Regions from separate parts of the Homo sapiens genome. Here region 2 is linked to region 1. A link is a contact called in ENCODE Hi-C data. All regions are on one chromosome and are shown on one strand. The core of a region is the stretch at or near the end of the contact, and the rest is flanking DNA. Distances in the headings are between cores, read along the strand shown.

Region 1 (6,999 bases), core at 1,637-4,136:
CTGAGTTGCTATTCATTATTAACTGTTTTCCTTCAAGGTCAGTGATTGCCCTGAGTGTGATGACAGTGCTCAAGGTAACGCACGATTCAGATCAACCTTGAAATGTTGACCCATCATAAGTTCAGTGTAATTAAAAGGTGTGCCTATGCCCATGCCCGCTGTTTGAAACCTAATGTCTCTGCACTTACCCAGAATATCTGTCTGTGGATTTTCTTCATGGGCAGTTTTTACAAAGCACTAAAAATCTGCATGAAATTAATGACTGCAAATTAGCTTGAGCAAATTTCTTAAATTAACTCAGTAACAGTTCTGATTTAAATTTAGGAAGAAAGGGGCTTTTTATTTATTTACAGCCAAAGAATATAAGGTAAATTCAAATAATTTAAGATCAAACTACTGCCCTGTTTGTGAAGTCTGGGGTTTGACATGCAGCGGTGGGTTTTGAAGAATGGTTCCTTCGAGTTATTCTGACCACAGCTGTTTTCAGTGCAATTGATTTTTATTACTAATGGGATTGGTGCTCCTCAACATACAATGCAGAGAGAGAGAAAACACGATAGCGAGAGGGTGGAGGAGAGAGAAAGACATTTCCACTGAAACTACTCTAGGACAGTCTTACCACTCCCCTCTAAACCTCACTCCAGGACGCCAGGATGCATGTTGGCAATTTATGTCTCACAGGGCACTCAAGTCCATCATTTCAGAGACAAGAAGCAAAATCCTTACTCTAAGAGAATAGTTGATTCCTCCAAGTTTAGCAGGAAACCAAACTGAAACGGTTGAACTTGAACAAGGAAACATGCTTAAGAACCAGGAATATGTCTGGATAAACTAACTGCATTTCAATAAACACCTTTCTTGGGGTTTATTCTTTAACATAATCAGAGCATCTAAAATATCTCTGTCACCCTGAATGGCAAAACTAAAAGTAAATGACCAAATAGATGTATGTTATGAAAGAAAAGCTTACCCAAAAATGTGGAACCAACCTAAATGCCCATCGACTAATGAGTGTATAAAGAAAATGTGGTATATACACACCACAGAATACTACTCAGCCTTTAAAAGGAATGAAATAATGTCTTTTGCAGCAACTCAGATGGAGCTGGAGGCCATTATTCTAAGTGAAGTAACACAGGAATGGAAAACCAAAACCATATGTTCTCACTTAGCTCTCACAAGTGGGAGCTAAGCTATGAGTATGCAGAGACAAACAGAGTGATATTATGGACTTTAGAGACTCAGAAAGGAGAGGATGGGAGGAGGGCTAGGGATAAAAACTACACATTAGGTACAATGTACACTACTCAAGTGATGAGTGCACTAAAATCTCAGATTTCACCGTTATATAATTCATCCATATAACAAAAAAACACACGGACCCCAAAAGCTATTGAAATAAAACAACAAAAAGAAAAAAAAGAAAAGCTTGCCCAGGTAGTGACTAAGATGGTCTGCAACTTTTTCCATCAGAGCTTGGAGACAACGAAGGAAGCAGAGTAACACTGATCAAATCATTCCATAATCTCCAATGCATGAGCTCAGTTCCAACAATACTGTGACCTTCCGGGCTATTCTCCAAACTTTAAAATACTGCTACTCATCTACAAATGGAGATTCTAATACATACCTTCCAGGATTGTTGTGAGGATTAAATGAACGTGAAGCTTAGCACCAGGGCTGGCAGGCAAGAAAGGCTCAATGGATAAATGTTGCTGTTATTACTGTCGCATCTGTAATTTTTTTACTCTTTAGTACTTAGCAATAAATTGATTTTATGGTAAACATGTATATTTGGCCACAATCATTTTCTTCCATGCATCCAAAGCATACAAAAATTTATTATTTGGCAAAAAGTAAATAAATAAAGCTTTTATTTATTTATTTATTTTGAGATGGAGTCTCGCTCTGTCTCCCAGGCTGGAGGGTAGTGGCGTAATCTTCACTCACTGCAACCTCCCACTCCAGGGTTCAAGCGATTCTCCTGCTTCAGCCTCCTGAGAAGCTGGGATTACAGGCGCCCACCACCATGCCCAGCTAATTTTTGTGTTTTTAGTGGAGACGATTTCACCATGTTGGCCAGGCTGGTCTCAAACTCCTGACCTTGGGTGATCCGCCTGCCTCAGCCTCCCAAAGTGCTGGGATTACAGATGTGAGCCACCACACCCAGGCAAAATAAATCTTTTAATTCAGTGACTCTAAATAAGACCTCTCTCAAAGAGTATATGTTGAATGCCTCCTGCAATCCAGGCACTGTGCTAGGCTGAAAGATTAAAATCCCAGGTGATCCGGCCAGGCGCAGTGGCTCATGCCTGTAATCCTAGCACTTTGGGAGGCCGAGGCGGGTGGATCACCTGAGGTCAGGAGATCGAGACCAGCCTGGCCAACATGATGAAACCCTTTCTCTACTAAAAATACAAAAACTAGCTGGGGGTGGTGGGCGCCTGTAATCCCAGCTACTCGGGAGGCTGAGGTAGCAGAATCACTTGAAGCTGGGAGGCGGAAGTTGCAATGACCCGAGATTGCGCCATTGCACTCCAGCCATTTGGTACTGAGTCCAGCCATTGCACTCAGTACCAAAAAAAAAAAAAAAAAAAAAAAAAAAAAAATCCCAGGTTATCCAAGTCAGCATCAGTTGATGCAAGTTTTTCTGTGGCAATAGAAGGATGAATATTGAGTGATTCCACTTATGTGGGGGATCTGAAATAGTCAAACTCATAGAAACAGAAAGTAAAATGGCAGTTGCCAGAAACTACAAGAAAGGGAAACAGAGAGTTACTGTTCCACAAGTGTAAAGTTCCCACAGTTACAAAGGTGAACACCTGCTGCTCAGCAAGTATAAGCTCTAGAGATCTGCTACGCAATATTTCACCTATGTGTCAAGTGGGTCCATCTCATGTTAAGTGCTCTTTCTCACCAAGATGAAATAAGTAAATTGCTCTTAAAGATGACCTGTGGCTAAGGATGTTCTGAGACTGAAGAACAAGCAGCCTAGGCGAAGTCAACTCACAACTTCAGAGGCCTTGCCAGTCCAACTCTAGACAAAAATAAAAAAGTAAATAAATGAAGCTTTCAATTTAGCAAGACTAAGAAGGTCTCTCTCAAAATGATACAGGTGTACTCCAAGTAAATGTAGGCCAAACAGGAATGTAATAAGTCAATCACGGAGAACCTATCAGCAACTGAAAGTCAAGAAGATAAAAATATAAATTCACATAATGGAAAGAGAGCGTCAGGCAACACTAAGCAATTAGGACTGATGGTTATTCTATTGCCAAAGATCTCAAAAGATAAAAGCATGGTCTAGTCCTCGGTTTCCTCACAGAGGCCCAGATCTACTCACTTTTTTTCACCCATGCTGCTCCCAGTGTCTTTCAAAGCACGTTTGGCTCAAACATATACACATTTGCAAGCTTGCCAAGGCCTTCGAGTACACATGGATGTTCTAAATGATAAACCAGTGCCAGTATTAGCTTTAACTAACACTGAACGCTTTGGGAAAAGTAATGCATGACTAGCTTATGTGGTCTTTAATACTGTTTATTGTCTGCCCCTTTTTGACATCATTCCCTAAAAGAGCCCAATTTAATTCACAACAAAAAGTTGCTATGTGCCATACCAGGTTCTCCTTATAATTATTCATAACATTTTAGGATAATTTTTATGGCTTTTATGACTGCACTAGCCTTCTCAACCTCTCACTTTTACATTTTGAACATTGGCACAAATTTTAAATCTATTGAACCACCCATGGCTTCCCACAGCATTGCATTATAAGCATTATATTTTCGCTCTCTATCTTCCTTGTTTGAATCATCATTTGAATACATAGTATACATTTTTAAATTTCATCCTTTATCTGCATTATCGCTAACTTTTCATTTAGATCCTGCTTTTGTAAGTACTCAAAAAAATCCATAGTGCTATCACAGCAGGTGCTATTTATGAAATGTAAACATTACCAACAATGCAAAAATGAAATTTAATTGTGAGTTGTATGATTTTGTAAGTACCAGGCCAAAAGCTAGACACTTTACATGTATTATCTCATTTAATCTTTAGTAAAATCTTAAGAGACTCCAGTATCATCATCACACCCACTTTACAGAAGATAAACTGAGCTGGAAGACAGTAAGTAATCTGACAAGGTCACATAGCAAAGAGGAGACAAAACTCAGAATCCATCTGTCTAGCTCCAAAACCTAGACTCTTAAGCATTGCACCATGTGCAGAAAACATTATGTGCTCTTTTGTGCTTGCGCTTTTGTTCAAAATACTTTTCAATGTTGAAGTAGCCAAATAAAATCCACATACAATGGAATAAAGGCTTTGGCATTTTTAAGAACCTTTAAACTTTCATTTTTTTTCTTCTAATGTACCCCCTTGCTATTACCTGGTTTATTCAGTCACAGTTAGAATGCAATAAATGGAGTAACAACACAAACAATACTGAAATAGCACACGTAGCCTAGCAAAAATCCATAGGAAAACAGAGCAACGTGAAAGCAAAGTCCGAAGGCCCTCCCCTTGTATGGCCCTGCCTGCCCAGCACTCTGGCTTCCCGGCAATCAGCCACACACCGCAGAACTTTGTGTTTCCGCCCACAGTGGAAATTTCCATATCTAAAATGTTATTATGGGCTTCATAGAACAATCTGTGTAAGGTCATATTTGCATAAGTCAAGTGTTCCACAGTCTGTACAGCGTCTTTACCTAATGCAGGATTAAATTGCCATGGGGGGCTCTTATTAACCCTCCAGATTGCCCTAAATGCCAGCCAGCATTCACTTAAAGAAGAGTAGCTGGAATATGGAAGCAGCAAGGCGGGGACCTGCAGTTGAGCTCTCCAGTACTCAAAGCCACCAAAGCTCAGAAACCGAGGGAGAAAGACTCTTTTATTCACCCGTGTCCTTTTACGTAGTAAGTTAGTAGAAGCAGGGGAAAAGTCAGTGGGTGCATTGGTGACAAATGAGGGGACTTCAAAGGACTATGCATGGAGATATTACCAGATTGTCATCAATGCAGATGCTCTTTAGCCCAAGGGCTTCCAAACTGGATTTCCAGAAGTCCTGATTTCCTGCCTCAAGACTGCTTTAGGAGTGAGAGGGAAAGGCCCAGTTAGCATGGCCACAGGTCTTCAAGCTTTCCTTCAATCAGTGTGGCTCCCCTTTTTTCTGTCAGGCATGCTGGAATTTCATGCCTGGTTTGTTTGGAAGGAGTATCTAACGCTAAAGATGAAGTCAGAATGCCACTAATTCAGGACAACTTCTACCACTTACCTATATGACGATGGTAAGAACGCCAGGCTCAGTATCTTGCCCAGTGAGTCAAGGCTGGAAAGTGGCAAGCCTAGACTGGAACCTAAGAATTTGGATTTTGGGTCCAGAGCCCAACCAGCACACCTGGAGCCTTTGTCCACCATTTCCTTTGCTTCTTTCTACTCCTGCTCTGGAAGTCTATTGTTACTTTTCTCCGATTAGGTAAATGCATAAGTGAAATAAGGTGCACAGGTGACTCTTCCATCAAATCTTTAAAAGCGGGCAGACCTAGAAACTGTGTAAGGCACATGGTCTTTGGAGGAGGGGTGCCTTTGATGAACTACCTCTGCTTCCAAATCCCATACGGATGAGTCCTGAGCATGTGCACATGAATCTATCTGGCCTAATTCCTTCAGTGATTGTGTTGTATAGTGCGCTAAGACTTGCCAAGCATATGTACACATTTTGTCTCAATGTAAAACTTAGCCCCCTGTAAAAGGCTGAGGATGCATCTATCCTACTGGGAATGCAGAATTATAGGGCTTTACAGATCACCCAGCCCAATTTGTAGATGAACTTGTAGTTGATCTACAAGTGAGAAAACTGACACCCAGAAGTGTTCAGTGATATCTTAAGGTCATTAATATCCAAGCCAAGACTGAAGACCAAATCTACTGATTCCTGCACCAGCTCCTGTCCCACTACCCAGCCCAGTTGTGTGCAGTCAAGGTTTTAATGCGTCCTGATATTCTTTCAGATGGTGGCCCCACTCAGAGCTGCACACATGACCTCACATACGAATACTTAGAAGCTAAAAGCAAAGTTATTTAGTTAGTTGCTTATTTCCAAGTATCTCTAAGGACATTTGCTCTACATTCTCATGCATCTTCCTGCTTTCCTTCATGGTACTTGTAACAATTTCATGTTATTTACTTTTCTAAAATGCATTTATTTATATAATGCATTTACTTATTTGTTTGTTCAGTTCCCTTCTGCATGAAAATATAAGTTCCATGAGAACAGTGGCTGGTTTTCTGTCTTGTCTAACACTGCTATTTCCAGACCCCAACACATTGTCTAGAACATAAGCCAAAGTCGAATGAATGAGCAAATGAGTAATTGAATGAATGAATGAGTGAATCTCGCTACCCTAAAAATACTTCTATGACTATACTTGTTACATAGTATTTAAACCATGCATTCACACTTCTGTCTCCCTTAATCAACTGTAAGTTTCTTGAAAGTATCTGCACTTTGTAGTGTTGGCAATACCTAGTTGTGCCTTATTTATACAAAGAAGGAAATTAATAAATATTTGTCAAGTAAGTAAATTTATTCATTCATTCATTAATGAAATCCTGGACATATAATAGGCACTCAAAAATATGTATATACTGATTAACTGATTGGTTTGTTGGTTGATTGATGAGTGCTTGATAAAACTCCATGAAAATCAAACATTTCCAGGGTGATATTTTTAGGAAACTATCAACCATCACAAAAACCTAATTTTTTTTTTTTTTTTTTTGAGACAGAGTTTCACTAGTTGCCCAGGCTGGAGTCCAACGGCACAATCTTGGCTCACCGCAACCTCTGCCTCCTGGGTTCAAGAGATTCTCCTGCCTCAGCCTCCTGAGTAGCTGGGATTACAGGCATGTGCCACCATGCCTGGCTAATTTTGTATTTTTAGTAGAGATGGGGTTTCTCCATATTGGTCAGGCTGGTCTTGAATTCCCAAACAA
Region 2 (6,999 bases), core at 1,186-3,685, 300 kb before region 1:
GGAAATATTATCCACCTGATGGGGTGTAGCAGTCAGGGTTCAGCATAAAGAGGTTTATTACAGGAACTGGCTCACACCATTGTGGCAGCAAAGGAAGTCCAAAGTCCTTGAGTGGCAGTCAGGAAGGTGATGAGCAGCTGAACCCCAAGGGCAGGAGCTGAAGCTTGCCATCCACCCACAGGTTCAGTTAAGAAGGAAGACATGGGGGAAGGAGCGCAGTCACAGATCTAGCCATTGTTGAGAATCTTTTAGCTCAAGAAGAAGGCCTACACCCTCTTTTACTAAAGTCCTTTCAACTATTTTCAGGCCTAATAGAATCTCTGTTTTGATTAGCATAAAGTCAGTTGATTAGGGACTTTAATTATAACTGCAAAATCCCTTCACAGTAGGACCTAGACTAGTCTTTGAATAGTGGAGAGAAGATATGTGTGCTACAAAATAGCTGTGCCTCCCTCAACCTTCCAGCTCCAAAGGGAAAGAGGATGTTACTCATGGCCCACCCTAACCAGAACAGGTGAGAAAAGGAATTCTGGGTGACACAGGATCAATAAAACCCTAGTCAAGACGACACATCAAAAACCCATCATATAGGGTTATTGTGAGGATTAAGGAGACCCTGTATGTAAAACATCTGGAGTACACATAGTAACGAATTACCCCTTAGCAGATGACAAAATTGAGCTCAGAGGAAAAAAAAAAAAAAATAGTGCTTCTGTAACAGTTGGTGTGTAGAGTTGAAATGATAATCTGGTTTTCCTCAGTCAGAAACCTTATTTCTTGCCATGGTTTCTGCGCAACTTGTGTTCCTTTTCTAGACTGAGTCAGAACACAGGTGCACACGTTAAAAGAAAAAAAAAATGTGCAACAGCTCTAAGTATAGGCAGGTTTGCAGTGAGATGATCAAACACATCTAAGGTTCCCAGGCAAGTAAGTTAAGGCAGAGAGATCCCTGGCCTAAGACACAGCAGGGGATTATTACACAGGTGAAACCTCAGGTCATCTTACCCTGCAGGCTGTGTGCACCATACTTCTTCCCTAATAGTCCATCTCTATGTGAGCTTCTAGAAACTTGACTCTCATGTAAATCTGTTTGCATTTTTCTCTCTCCTGATCTGCTTTATAAACAGGATTTCACACTGGAAATATTGTATTACTTCCTTTCAGGTGACTATTGTTATTCTACACATTTAAAATTCATAAAATACTTTCAATGATTCAAGGGAAATTTTGCTTGGGTAGGTTAGGGTAATATTTGTGTGGTTAAAAATGAAAAATGAGCACTATTTCTCCACCCACCATTCTTACAGTAAAGTAGATAAAAATAGACATAAAAACTCTTAGAACTTAAATTGTCAACACAAATTAATTCACTTGCTCTGACTTTGGCAGTCAAACAGAAGCAGGAATTCACCTTGACTAGGCTCAGCCTCCTCCCTAGACATTATCCCAGGATGTGGATCTGCTAGAACACTGCTGACACTGGCCAGGCATCTGCTTTGAACTGATCTCATCCTGTCTTCTCCTGGCTCCATAAGCCTTGAGCAACTAAACTTTAAAATATTCACATTCTAGAATGTCAATCAAAATGGTATCCCAAAGGTATAAGCTATCCAGTTTTGCATTTATAAACTTTGAGTCTTTAAAATATATCTGAATCCAATCATCTGCAGGTCACTGGACAAATATTTACAAATATTTATTAGTCTCTTCTTATGTGTCAGAAAGTCTTTTTGATTCTGAGAACAGCACAGACACAGGGTTCCTGCTCTCAGGAGGCTTATACTCCAGTGAAGCTCCATAGACATTCAACTAGTAAACAAATGTTGAACAATTCAAACTGGGGTGACTGCTACTAAGGAAAGGAATAGGATAGGAAAGGAAAGGAATAGGCTGATACAATTAGATAAGTTAGATAAGTTATAACTTAAAACACTGAGGAGACTCGTTATTCAAACAAGCATGATTGTCTATCCTTCCATAAGTAGGTAATTTGTTAGTATTATCAAGAATTCTACATATTTGATGCATTTTGCTCAGAAGTTAAGTCCCTATATAACCATACTTTTTAATTGTTGAAAAATTGTACATATTAACTGTGTACATGTTTTGAAGTATATATGCATTATGAAATAGTTAAATCTAGTTAATTAACAAATGCAATACCTCACAGAATTATTGTTTTTGTGGTGAGAACACTTAACATCCACTCTCTGCCTTTTTAAAATTAACTATACATATTTTTCATTTAATTGTAGTAGGAACACATGAGATCTGTCCTCTTAACAAAATGTTAAGTGTACAGTATTGTAAACTATAGTCATTATTGCCATGCAGATTCTAGGACTTACTCATGTTGAATCACTGAAACTTTGTACACTTTGACTAATACCTATTTCCCCTCCTCCAGCTTCTGGCAATCACCGTACTCTGCTTCTGTGAATTTCACTATTTTAGATTCCTCATATAGGAGGTATCATGAGATATTTATCCTTGTGACTGGTTTATTTAACATCATGTTCTCAAGGTTCATCCGTGTTGTTGGATCTAGCAGGATATCTTTATTTTTTTAAGGCTGAATAATAGTCCATTGTGTGTATGTACTATATTTTCTTCATTCATTCATCTGTTGATGGGCATTTAGGTTGTTTTCTTTCCTTGGCTATTGTGAACAGTACTGTAATAAACAAGGGAGTGTAGATATCTCCTTGAGACCCTGATTTCATTTCCTTTGGAGATATAACCAATAGTGGGATTGCTGGATCATACGGTAGTTCTATTTTTAATTTTTTTTGAGAAACCTTCATACTCTTTTCCGTAATGGCCATACGAATTTACATTCCCACCAACAGTATGCAAAGGTTTCCTTTTCTCCACATCCTCATCAACACTTGTTATCTTTTGTTTTTTGTTTGTTTTCTGCAACATGGTCTGCCCTAGGTTGTCCAGACTGGAGTGCAGTGGTACAATAATGGCTCAGTATAGCCTCAAACTCCTGGGCTCAAGCAATCCTCATTCCTCAGCCTCCTAAGTAGCTGGGACAATAGATGCATGCCACCACTCCCAGTTATTTTTAATTTTTTGTAGAGACAGGGTCTCACTTTTTTACTCAGGCTGGTCCTGAACTCCTGATATTAAGTGATCCTTCTTCCTCAGCCTCCCAAAGTGCTGGGATTACAGGTATGAGCCACCACGCCTGGCCGTATCTTTTGTATTTTTTGATAATAGCCATACTAACAGGTATGAGGTAATATCTCATTGTAGTTTTGGTTTATGGTTTTTTGATAATTAGTTTGGTTTACAGCTCCTGATAATTATAGACATATAAAATGGTCAATGGGTACATCAAAAGATGTTAAGATCAAAAGATGTTCTTCTTTTTAGAAATGTCTATTCAGGTCCTTTGCCCATTTTTAAGTTATTTGTTTTCTTGTTATTGAGTTGAGATTTTTATATACTTTGGATATTAAGTTCTTATCAAATAAGTGGTTTGCAAGTATTTTCTTCCATTCCATATGTTGCCTTTTTACTATGTTAATTTCCTTTGCTGTGCAGAAAATTTTAGTTTGATGTAGTTTCAGTTATCTGTTTTTTATTTTGTTGCCTAAACTTTTCATGTCCTATCTAAAAAAGAATTGCCAAGACCAGTGTTTTCTTAGTTTGTGCCACTATAACAAGATACCTGACACTGGGTAATTATAAGCAACAGGCATTTGTTGATCACACTTCTGGAGGCAGGGAAGTCAAAAATTAAGGCACCAATACATTTGGTGTCTAGAGAGGGCTCCTTTCTGCTTCTAAGGTGGTGCCTTGTTGCTGCATCATCTGGAGGGGAAGAATGCGGTGTCCTCACATGGTAGATGGGACAGAAGGGCAAAAAGGGTGAACATTGTATGAAGCCTCTTATAAGGGCCTTAATCCATTCACAATGGAGGAGCCCTCATGACCTAATCACCTCCTGAAGGCCCTACCTTTTAATACTATTATATTGGAGATAAAATTTTAACATAAATTTTGAAGGAAAAAAAACATTCAAACCAGAGTAGCTGTCCTAAAGCTTTTTCCCGTATGTCTTCTTCTAGGAATTTTACAGTTTCTGGTCTTACATTTAGGTGTTTAATCCATTTTGAATTTTCATATACAAGATAAGGATCCAATTGTATTTTTTGCATATCAATATTTAGTATTCCCAATGCCATTTGTTGAAGACAATATCCTTTTTCCATTATGTATTCTTGACACCTTTGTCTAAAATCTGTTGACTGTATATGCATGGGTTTATTTCTGTATTCTCTATTATGTTTTCGATTATAGTAAATTATTCTCTGTTGTGGTCTATATGTCTGTTTTTGTGCCATTATTATATCATTTTAATTATAGCTTTGTAATATATTTTTGAATCAGGCAGTGAAATGTCTTCACTTCTGTTCTTCTTTCTCAAAATAGTTTTTGCTACTCACTCTTCTTGCAGTTTATCTATTTTAGGATTCTTTTTCCATTTCTGTAAAAAAATGCCATTGAGATATTGGTAAAATTTGCATTGAGTCTATAATACTCACTTTTAGTAACAGAGAGATTTTAGTGCTAAACCTTCCAAGCCATGAGCATGGGATACCTTTCCATTTATTTGTGTCTTTAGTTTTTTTCAGCAATGTGTTGTAGTTTTCGGTGTACAGGTCTTTCACTTTCTTAGTTCAAGTTATTTCTAAGTATTTTCTTCACTTTGACACTCTTGTAAATGAATTGTTTTCTTAATTTTATTTTCAGACAGTTTATTGTTCATGTATATAAATGCAACTGATTTTTGATTGTTATCTTTGTATCTTATAATTTTTCTGAATTGTTTTTTAGTTCCAACAGTTTTTGTTTTTGGAGTTATTTGTGGAATATTTAGGGTTCTCTACACAAGTGACCATGTCATCTGCAACAGAGATAATTTTGTTTCTTCCTTTCTGATGTGAATGCCTTTTTTTTCTTGCCTACTTGCTCTGGATAGAACTTCTAGTACTATGTTAAATAGAAGTGGAAATAATGGGCTTTTTTGCCTTGTTCCTGATTTCTGATTCCAGAGAAAAAGCTTCCAAATTTTTATCTTTGAATATCTGTTAGATGTGAGCTTTTTATATTATTAGGTTGTGGTAATTTCCTTTCACTCATAGTTGGTTGAGAGTTTCTATCATGAAGTAAAGTTGAATTTTGTCAAATGCTTTTTCTAAATCTATTGATATAGATTTACTTTCTGTCAGTGGCTAGTAGATACTAATAGTCAGACAATTTTATATAAAACAAGCTTGATTATATATTTTCAACCTTGTATATTAGCCCATTTATCAAAAATATACATAAAATGCAGCCTTCCTAGTCAATACTGTGATTTATATCCTTCATTCTGTTAACATGAACATCATACATTTTTAAATATATATATACCTTCCTCAGAAGGAATATAGTATAGAATAAATGTTAGGATTTAAAACAATTCTCTAGTGCAACACTTCCCTTACCAGAATAAGTGTTTAAAAGAGAGGTGACTATCTTATAATATTTGAAGGGAAACTAAATATGTAGAAATCAAAAAATTAGAATAAACACCAAGGTTTAGTCAAAAGTGGAGATGCATCTGTTGAAAAAATAGAAAAGAGCATGCCTGTGGTTTCTAGTAAATAGAATTCATCAAGACCCAGCAAAAACAATTCAGATTATGAAAACTAATTTTTTAAACAGGGATAAGGACACTTTCTAATGGGTTAGTTAGAAAAGAAGTGGCTTGCATTGTTTCACTGGCTGATGGGAGACTGATAATTTTATAGCAGATTAAGGAGCTTGTATTAGTCCATTTCCACACTGCTGATAAAGACATACCTGAGATGGCACAATTTACAAAAGAAAGAGGTTTAATGGATTTACAGTTCCACATGGCTGGGGAGGCCTCACAATTACGGTGGAAGGCAAGGAGGAGCAAGCAGTATCTTACATGGACGGCAGCAGGCAAAGACAGCTTGTGCAGAGAAACTCCCACTTATAAAACCATCAGATCTCATGAGACTTATTCTGTATCACAAGAACAGCACAGAAAAGACCCATCCCCATGATACAATTACTTCCCACTGGATCCCTCCCACAACACATGGGAATTGTGGGAGCTACCATTCAAGATGAGATTTGGGTGGGAACACAGCCAAACCATATCACTCTACCCCTGACCCCCCCCAAAATCTCATGTCCTCACATTTCAAAACCAGTCATGCCTTCCCAATAGTCCCCCAAAGTCTTAAATCATATTAACATTAATTCAAAAGTCCACAGTCCAAACCCTTATCTGAGACAAGACAAGTCACTTCTGCCTATGGGCCTGTAAAATCAGAAGCAAGTCACTTACTTCCTAGATACAATGGGGGTACAGGCATTGGATAAATACACCCATTCCAAATGGGAGAAATGAGCAAAAACAAGAGGGCTACAGGCCCTATGCAAGTCTGAAATCTAACAGGGCAATCAAATTTTAAAACTTCAAAATGATCTCTTTTAACTCCATGTCTCACATTCATGTCACACTGATGCAAGAGATGGGTTCCTGTGGTCTTGTGCAGCTCAACCCCTGTAGCTTTTCAGGGTACAGCCTCCCTCCTGGCTGCTTTCACAGGCTGGCATTGAGTGTCTGCAGCTTTTCCAGGTGCATAGTGCATGCTGTCAGTGGATCTACCATTCTAAGATCTGAAGAACAGCGGCCCTTTTCTCACAGCTCTACTAGGCAGTGCCCCAGTGGGGCCACTGTGTGGGGGCTTCAGCCACACATTTTCCTTCTGCATTGCCCTAGCAGAGGTTCTCCATGAGGGCCTTGCCCCTGCAGCAAACTTCTGCCTGGACATCCAGGAGTTTCCATATGTCCTCTGAAATCTAGGCAGAGGTTCCCAAACCTCAATTCTTGACTTCTATGCACCCACAGGCTCAACACTACATGGAAGCTGCCAAAGTTTGGAGCTTGCACCCTGTGAAGCCATG

What was found. Hi-C counts contacts between places; a loop is a spot of excess contacts on that map. Pooled maps may share reads with other maps.
Region 2: a loop to region 1 is called in a map with no recorded cell type, with 5 times the contacts of the local background. The contact joins two enhancer-like sites. A Hi-C loop is called at or near these places in 6 of 37 single-sample maps with no recorded cell type and 4 of 50 pooled maps.

What each region holds. Positions count from the first base shown.
Region 1 is chr13:102,966,563-102,973,561 of GRCh38, reverse strand. No RefSeq gene overlaps it. Among named protein-coding and RNA genes, the nearest start is that of SLC10A2, 96 kb to the left of the region's middle. RefSeq lists an enhancer at 2,659-2,858. Within about 2 kb of position 2,886, at least 3 of the 41 ENCODE cell types and tissues checked have a DNase peak (open chromatin) inside an H3K27ac peak, as active enhancers do.
Region 2 is chr13:103,268,352-103,275,350 of GRCh38, reverse strand. No RefSeq gene overlaps it. Among named protein-coding and RNA genes, the nearest start is that of LINC01309, 150 kb to the left of the region's middle. Within about 2 kb of position 2,435, at least 2 of the 41 ENCODE cell types and tissues checked have a DNase peak (open chromatin) inside an H3K27ac peak, as active enhancers do.